Regions from separate parts of the Homo sapiens genome. Here region 1 is linked to region 2. A link is an interaction called in ENCODE POLR2A ChIA-PET data of the cell type or tissue named here. Cell type or tissue: K562. All regions are shown on one strand. Each heading gives the region's core, and the rest is flanking DNA. Links, peaks and the distances in the headings are about the cores only.

Region 1 (4,387 bases), core at 199-4,198, 54 kb after region 2:
CATTGGGTGAGGCTGGGTGCAGCTAGAACCAGCATTATTCTGAGCTGTTGGCACTCTTTTCCACCCCAATACAGATGAAGATACTGAGAACGGAGTGTGATGGGGTAGGTGTGGAAATAGATGGAAGTAATGACGAGAAGACAACTTTCTAGTATTACCCACAATTGATTCATTTCAGGTCTCTCTCCCATGAACCCCACTGAACTTATTTGCGCTGAGTCTTTGGAAATTAGCAAGCACCTTCTTCAACGTACTCACCCCTCCATGCCACCTGAGACCTAGGAAATAGGGTGCTCTCTGCATGGGCTCTCTGATGGCTCAAGGGCTATAAATTATGATGTGATTAACTCAAAACCTTCCTCTCTGGGTGCCTCTGGAGGTGACATAGTAGGAACCCTGGTGCTGTGGTTTGAATGCATCCACCAAAGTTCATGTGTTGGAAACTTAATCCCCAATGCATCAGTGTTGAGAGGTAGGATCTTTAAGAGGTGATTAGGTCATGAGGGCTGTGCTCTCACAAATAGATTCATGTCATAGTCACAAGACTGGGTTCCTGATAAAAGGATAAGTCTGGCCCCCTCCTCCCTTGCGCATGTATACTTTCTTGCCCTTCTACATTCCACCATGGGATGACGCAACAAAAAATAGCCAGGCGTGGTGGCACGAGCCTGTAGTCCCAGCTACTCGGGAGGCTGAGGCAGGAGAATCATTTGAACCCAGGAGGCGGAGGGTGCAGTGAGCTGAGGCCGTGCCACTGCACTCCAGCCTGGGCGACAGAGAGACTCCGTCTCCAAAAAAATAAATAAATAAAATAAATTCTCCTTCCCAAAATATCAACCCTGGCACCTAAACTTCCACCACCAGAGAGGCCCTAAAGTTACTCAATGGCTCTCTGTTAAAATACAAATATCCCTCAACTCAGAGTAGGGGGTAGGGGACTGGTGTGATGTCATTCGAGAGCAAACCCATTGTAAGCCTGCAATTTCTGTATCTGGGGCTTAGGAGTGGCAATCCAGCAGAAAGAGGATTGGGGCAGGGAAGTGGCAGGTAATTACATTGAATATTTATTTGGAATAACTTTGGCCAAGGGACTGACAGAAATTTGGGATGCTAAAGACATATAAGTGACGCCCTGACTACCATTCCAGCAAGAGAAACAAGCTGAGTGCAAAGACATTGGCAATAAAAACAAAAACAAAAACAGGAGTTCGGCCAGGCACGGTAGCTCACACCTGTAATCCTAGCACTTGGGGAGGCTGAGGTGGGTGGATCACAAGCTCAGGAGATTGAGACCATTCTGGCCAACATGGTGAAACCCCATCTCTGCTAAAATACAAAAAATGAGCCAGGCGTGGTGGTGCGCACCTGCAGTCCCAGCTACTCAGGAGGCTAAGGCAGGGGAATCACTTGAACCCAGGCAGCAGAAGTTGCAGTGAGCCGAGATTGTGCCACTGCACTCCACCCTGGTGACAGAGCAAGACTCCGTCTCAAAAACAAAACAAAACAAAATAGGAGTCCTGGACTTAGTGGAGGACATCAGATTCAACTCCCTCCCCTACTTGGCCACTTTGCTTGTCAGAAGCAGGTAAGCACACCAAGGCTGAGCTAAGAAATATCCACAAGGGGTCTTGTGTCCTCAGAATTCTCATCAAGGACCCCTCCCTAGAGGAGGCTGAGGAGGGAGTACAGGTCCTTGGGCCACAAATGGTGGGAGAAAGGCACAGTGAATTGTGAGCTGTCTTATCCAGTCACATGATCTCTTTTTCTCCCTCCTCCTCTGGTCTCTCCCTCTCCACCCTTCCCCTCCCTTTGCTCTGTTTTCAAGATTTGGTTAAAATAGATGCAAACTCCAGTCTTTTCTATTTTTAATACCGAGCCATTACATAATCCACACAGTAATTGCTGACTTGAAAAACTATTGGCAACATTAGAAAATCCCCAGAGTTTTAAACAGGAAAAGGATTACTACAGCACAAAAGCCTTTGGTAGTTTCACTGACTAGTAAACCATTGGTAATCGTCACTTGCCAGTGGAAGTCACATGGGCCCTGGGAAACACTCCCCTATCTCAGGGAAAGCAGGCTGGGGGAAGGGATGAAATGCAGCCTCAGCTGGGAGGAGGAGGCTGCTGGTGGGGTGGTGTGCTGAGCTCTGAGTGGGGCTCCAACAAGTGACCTCCAGCCAAAAGTGCTGAAGGAGTGAGCTTCAGGTTGTCCTCGGGCCACCTTTTACTGCTTTTGTTTCTTGCTAGGGAATGAGTGAAGTCTCCAGCGGCCCAGTCCTTTCCCTCTCGGTTTCCCACCTTCCTACAGCCTCCAACATATTCCTGTAAGAGCCTGAGGGAGGGTGGACTACTCCAGTTAAATAGATTTTATAAAGACACAGGAGCAGGGAAGGCTGCCTGTTTATCACAAAGACCTAATCCACTCCTCTGCAAGGCTTTCCAGACATTAGGCCAGAACCACACTATTTAATTCTTCAATAAAATGATCCAATGAAAGTTTAAGAACCAGTGGTTTGGTTTACAACCAAGCAGAAGTTAATTATCTAATTGAGACAAAATTCTCTGTATGTGTATGTGTGTTGGGAGTGTGGGCAGTGTATAAGATACAGAGGGGACAGGGACTACTCTCCCTGATTTTGCCACTTCTGCCACAATCCTAACCCCAATAATCAAGGAGGATCTGAATAACCACATGGCCATTCATTCAATAAACATATGCTGAATGCCACATACCAGACTAGGTGCTGGGGATGCAACACAGCAAAATCACTGCCCTGCTAGAACTGCTAGGTCAGTGAAGGAGAGACATTAATCAAAATATTACATAAACATATCATTACAATGATAATGAAGGCTTATGAGGGGAAGGTACAGGGCACTAGGAGCATTTAGAATAGGGGTATCGGATTGGGTCTGAGGGTTCCTAGATTATCCTTAGGACTCCAGGGTTCTTTTAAATCAGTACCCCTTCTTCTTCCCCTCACCCCACTCCTTCCTTGCTTCCTGTAGTTAATATTTACTGGTTTTTTTCTATGAGGAGGATAATGCCAGGTTCTTCACATGCATGATCTCATGTGATTCTCATGACAAACTTACAATTCAGCACTTTATGACAAAGGATTTGCTGAGAAAGGCTGATCCACATTTTGCAAGGAGAACTATATAAAATTTATGGCACTGATTAGTTAAAACTCTTCTGGCTGCAGGTGGCAAAATTCCACATCAAATTTTCAAAAGGAGGGGTAAAAAAAGGGAAAACCTGAGGGCTGGGTGCAGTGGCTCACACCTGTAATCCCAGCACTTTGGGAGGCCGAGGCGGGCGGATCATGAGGTCAGGAGATCAAGACCATCCCGGCTAACATGGTAAAACCCCGTCTCTACTAAAAATACAAAAAATTAGCTGGGAGTGGTGGTGGGCGCCTGTTGTCCCAGCTACTTGGGAGGCTAAGGCAGGAGAATGGCGTGAACCCGGGAGGTGGAGCTTGCAGTGAGCCGAGATTGAGCTACTGCACTCCAGCCTGGGCGACAGAGCAAGACTCCATCCAAAAAAAAAGAAAACCTGGGCTCATGTCAATGAAATGATGAAATGTTCAGGGTTAGACTAGCTTAAGGCACAGTTAGATCCAGGTGCTCCAAAGATGTCATGTGGCCTTCATCTTGCTCCATCTCACAGCTCAGCTTTTACTTATGCTTGTTTCATTCTCAGGCAGCGTTTCCCTCAGGGTGGCAAGATGGCCCTCAGCAGCATAAGGCTTACATTTTACAGGCTTGGGAACCCACCTGGAAAAGAAATGAGGTCACTTTCTTAACAGTTCCAACAGAAATCCAGAGTCGTGATTGGCCTGGATTTGGAACCATGCCCACGTCAATTGCTATTCTCTGACCACAGTCATGTGTCCTCCAAGGGACTTATCCCACCAGAATCTGGTCTGAGAGTGGGGAAGGATGTGGTACCCAAAAGGAAAATCAAAGTGTTCTTACCTAAGAATGGAGACTGCATGCTGGGCAGTCAAAGCCCACTGATCTCTATCGTCCTCAAAGTTTGGAATTACAGTGGATGTTAAGACTACGAGATAAATTCTTCTATCAACCAGGTCCTCCTCCCTAAGGAATGAGCAAGAGTGGTTTGTTCAGTGTGGCACTAGCTGCATTCACTCTGGTCCTCCCTCAGCTGCTCAGACACCTTGGCTTAGGATAGTGATTGGAGTTAATATTTGCTTAAGACCAAGTGTGGTGGCTCACAATTATAATCTCAGCATTTTGGGAGGCTAACACGGGAGGGCTGCTTGAGCACCAGAAGTTCGAGATCAGCCTAAGCAACCTGGCGAGACTTGGTCTCTACAAAAAAAAAAAAAAATGATCTGGCCATGGTGGTATGCACCTG
Region 2 (4,387 bases), core at 136-4,135:
GGCGGGCAGATCACCTGACGTCAGGAGTTCGAGACCAGCCTGACCAACAAGGAGAAACTCTGTCTCTAATAACAATACAAAATTAGCCAGGCATGGTGGTGCATGCCTGTTTTCCCAGCTACTCAGGAGGCTGAGGCAGGAGAATCCCTTGGACCTGGGAGGCGGAGGTTGCAATGAGCTGAGATCGTGCCATTGCACTCCAGCCTGAGCAACAAGAGTGAAACTCCATCTCAAAAAAAAAAAAATTATTAGGAAGTGATGGTTTTTGAAAATTTATTATTTTTGCCTTAATATAATTCATTTAATTGTAAGTTTATATAATTTAATTTATAATTTAATTTTTCATAATAGCTGGGTTTAACCATTGGTTCATGAAATTCCTGAAGATTTAACAATCAGCTCATAGGAACTGGTATGATCTGAGCACACCTGGATCTGAACCCCAAGCCCAGCTCTTCCTTGAGCAGGGCCCTCAAAAGGCTCTCCAAAACCTGATGGCCCTGCCCAATGTATATTTTTCAGATCTATCAGCGAAACTGAACTCATTTTCTTTCTCTCCAGTCTGCTCCTCTGTGGGCTGCCATGTTGGTGGAGGGCTTCGCCATTCACCCTGGGGTGGCAGGAGTTGTGGATGAGAACTCTGGACAGGAAGAAGGCTGGGATCAGAGGATGGGGATTTTGGAATTGTTTAGAGCAGAGGTGAAATAGTTTTGGGTAATGACAATGTTGGGTGGGTGAAGAGTCCCTGGGCTGAGGAGGGCACAGAACCGTAAGGCTAGGCTGTTCCTGGAGGTCGGGGTATGGGCTGATGGCATGTTCACACTCCTGTTACATCTTCTGTCAACTAGCTTCCCTGCAACAAGCTGTGTCTGACAGTCCTCCAGAGCTCCTGGGGCAGGGGTCCCAGAGCCGACTGTGGGTCACACGCGACAAACTCCCACACCCATATTCCTCTGGGATTGCTCCAGGCTAAGGTTGGATTCTCAGGCAGGAGGAAGGAGGATCAGCCTTGGCCAGAGGCACAGAAAGCTGCAAAGCCCCCAGCCCCTCCCTTGAAGGGCAGAGCTCCTTTTGAGGACAGAGAAGATCTGGAGGGGATGTGGAGGCAGGTGTTTAACAGAGGACTTGAATGTATCTGGGATTTCCATGGCAGTGATGCCTGGACGGAGGCCAGAGTGTCCTAGGTGAAGTGGGGGATTCTGAATGGAGCCCACAGACAGCAAGAGCCCAGCCTGCAACCCACCTTTCCTTTCACGTCACCTGACTCCCTGTCCGCACTGCTGCCCCTCGGCCTCCCTGCCGGTGCTGCTCCTCCCCCGAGAAGCTTCCCTGCCTCCTCCCATGTACTTCAGGGAACTGGTAAGTTTGGAAAGCACCCAGAATTACTTGAGGAAAAGACTGTAGCAAGTACAATTTGAATTTGCCAAGAGACTTTGCCACCAAATTCACTTGCCTAGAGAGAGAGGCGAAGTCCATGGGTTTCTCCCTGTGGTTCTGTGGCTTCACCGGGAAAATGTGGGCCTTGCTGAGCTATGGAGGGGAAAGGAAAGGAGCGTGAAGGAGACAGGAGGCAGAAGCTCCTCACAGTGCCCAGCACGCAGTAGGGGCCGAGATGATGTGCTGAATGATGGGCCTCATGGCCATGTGAGTGGAAGGCCAGGCAGAGCTGCTTGTTTAATATCTCCTACTCTTTCCCCCGTGGTCAGTGAATTTGCTTTTGGTTTTGAATTTGCTTTGGCTGAACCAGGGACAATTTCTACATGGCCTTGAGGCCACAGGCATATGTAGTCAACTGCACACCTCAGGGTGCAAGGGGTTACACCTGTTCCTTGCTCAAAAGTCATGGGAAGTTGCTAAACAGACCAAAAGAAGAACCAGCACGCTTACTGCTCTCCGTCCTCCCCTTCCCCACCCCACCCCCAGCTGTTAGCTCACAGAGGGTCAAAACAGGCAAGATAAAATCTGTCCAACTCACAGCTTCAAAGGAACACAAGTTAGACATGTGACCCAACCGCACCCAGCCTTGTCCCTCCCAGGTGCATGGCCCTGGAAGGCCCAACCCTCCGGCCACGTGGTCCGTGTAGAGGCCAGGTGGGCAAAGCCTTCCGTTCCAGACCCAGTGCTGCCCTCCCATGAGATCCCAATCTGATTTTGGTCTTCTTGTAGTTCTCCTTGGAAGCCAGGCCCAGCCCCACACTGCCTCCTCCTCACGCTCACCTGGCTCCCTCCAATCCGATCTGGGGCAGGAGGCGATGCAGACCGCAGTCTTCACCGCAACCTCGACCCTGAGGGCCCAGAGTCAGTGCTGGAGCCACCTACCAGGAGTCACTTCCATAGCCCTTGAGGCTGAATGAGAGCCCTCGGGTTCTTGGATAGCAGAGAACACAACCCAGACATGGCTCTGGATATGAAACAAATCCTTTCTGAACCTGACACCAGACTTTTCCCCAGAGGTGATTTTTTAATTATTTTTTGAATGCTTTCCAGATTTGACTGAATGAATGGGTGACAATGACCCTAAGTCATGAGCCTTCAAGGCCTGTACACTTGTGGGTTAAGAAAGCCCTTTCTCAGCCTGGCATGGCTGGCCCCCTCCCTTTCCCCCTCCAGGCACAGAGTGTCCTGGTAAGGTATGATGGCACAATACAGCCTCTCCACGCCTTATTTCCACCATCTCCTGTCACTGTGCCCCCATCAAAGCACACACAGAGAGAGTCCCAAATCAGACCAACCTATAGGAACAGAGTGCCCCTGACAAAACACACACACTCATACACCGAGGAGACACAAACTGGGCAAAAATGGGACAGGCAAGGTGACTCATGCCTGTAATTCCAGCACTTTGGGAAGCCGCGGCAGGTGGATCGCCTGAGGTCAGGAGTTCGAGACCAGCCTGGCCAACATGGTGAAACCCCGTCTCTACTAAAAATACAAAACTTGGCCAGGCATGGTGGCGCGCACCTGTAGTCCCAGCTACTCGGGAGGCTGAGGCAGGAGAATCACTTGAACATGGGAGGAGGAGGTTGCACCACTGCACTCCAGCCTGGGCTACAGAGTGAGACTCTGTAAAAAAAAATAAAAAATAAAAAGGAAAAAAATTGGGCAAAAATGTAGAAATTCAATTTTACTGAACTTTTTTAAAAAATTATGGGAATTCCCAGTGTCTCAAAAGAAAATGACAACCTCCAGACAAGCACATTTAAGTAAACAACATAAAGGCACTGACAGCCACTGTGGGTGGGAAGTCACTGGCAATGGGAGCCCTGCCCCCTCAGGGTTCCGTCATTGTTTTGCAGGTGCGATTCCTGCTTCCCCCACCATTCTGTAAGTTGTGTAAGATGCTGTCGAAAGATCACGGGGCTGAAAGGCAGGAACCTCATGTTCCAAACCCAAGACTGGCCCGGTATCTGCGTGACCTTGGGCGAGGTCCTCTGCATCTCTGAACTATCGTGTCTCCATCTGTAAAATGAAGGTTGACCTTCCTGGATAATTTCGTCTTGGGTTTCTACTGTACTCTCACTCTACCTGGCCCATTACCACCTAGGAGGGGCCTAATAAATACAAATGAAAAGAAGTGGCCCCAAATGATCTTTTAGTCAATATAACCCCAATTCTGGTTTCAGCTAAGATTTGGATACAGAAAGTACCATTTCCCCACTAGTTCAATGGGAAAGTTGGGTGGAATGCATCTTTGGAGGGTCACAAAGTGGAAATTAGTAACTCCAGAGGGGGGAGTGAAGAAAAGGAGGTGACAAAGTAGCCAGTGGGACCTGTTGGTGTCACCCTGAGTTGTGTCATTCCAGGCTGTCTGGCCTGTCCTCTAGGTCATGAGCCCCAGAAGTGGGTCCATGCCCTTGGGTGGTGAATGACAAGTGTGGGTATGGATCCCCTAGACACTAAATTCAAACTCAGACATCCCCTACCCTGCCCTAGCCCATAAAGGAAGCAGGCTGGGGCCCTATGGGCTTCCTTTGCACAAATGCAACTGGCCAGGTGCCTGTTTCTGGCTACAACCCTCTGCAGGGCGGGTGTGCTGGCAGTCTTGGGGCTTAAGGCCAGGCAGTGATCCCAGCATTCTGAGAAATGCTTGCTCCAACCCCCAGAGAAGCTTCTTCCCCAGGGGGCTCTGTACTCTCCCAACACTCTTTCCACCCCTCCAAGCCTCCAGGGGAGTCTCCTTGGGGAAAGTTTTCCCAGGCTGGTTCTGAGCGTGGTCACACACTCATCCCTGGATAGTTGCCCCATAGAGGGGACACAACCCGGAGGGCCAGGGAGCTCAGTCTGAGAATGGGACCAGCACTGCCTCACCCACTAGGCCACCTTAGGAAAACAACTTTGGGCCCCATTTTCCCCTTCACAAAATGAAAACGACAGGCCCAGCCCATCA

The links. ChIA-PET counts read pairs that join two places held together with the same protein. Peaks named below come from ENCODE experiments on the same cell type or tissue, not always from the same donor. Only the 100,000 strongest peaks of a DNase experiment are listed, where the experiment ranks them.
Region 1: POLR2A ChIA-PET joins it to region 2 with 5 read pairs; 3 of 35 experiments call an interaction of 5 or more read pairs at or near these places.

Annotation. Positions count from the first base shown.
Region 1 is chr2:70,028,149-70,032,535 of GRCh38, forward strand. It overlaps PCBP1-AS1 (PCBP1 antisense RNA 1), which reads right to left. Exons shown (of 11, transcript NR_033872.1): 7 at 3,985-4,107. It also overlaps a transcript of ASPRV1 not described here. Among named protein-coding and RNA genes, the nearest start is that of PCBP1-AS1, 57 kb to the right of the region's middle. RefSeq lists an enhancer at 943-1,814. In K562, for the core only: a CTCF peak has its summit at 1,936; DNase peaks (open chromatin) are centred at 1,753 and 2,083.
Region 2 is chr2:69,974,106-69,978,492 of GRCh38, forward strand. The region is part of intron 9 of PCBP1-AS1 (PCBP1 antisense RNA 1); the gene reads right to left. It also overlaps a transcript of ASPRV1 not described here. Among named protein-coding and RNA genes, the nearest start is that of ASPRV1, 15 kb to the left of the region's middle. RefSeq lists enhancers at 1,630-2,141, 2,142-2,652. In K562, for the core only: no CTCF peak of the experiment used is centred there; DNase peaks (open chromatin) are centred at 1,249, 1,966 and 3,984.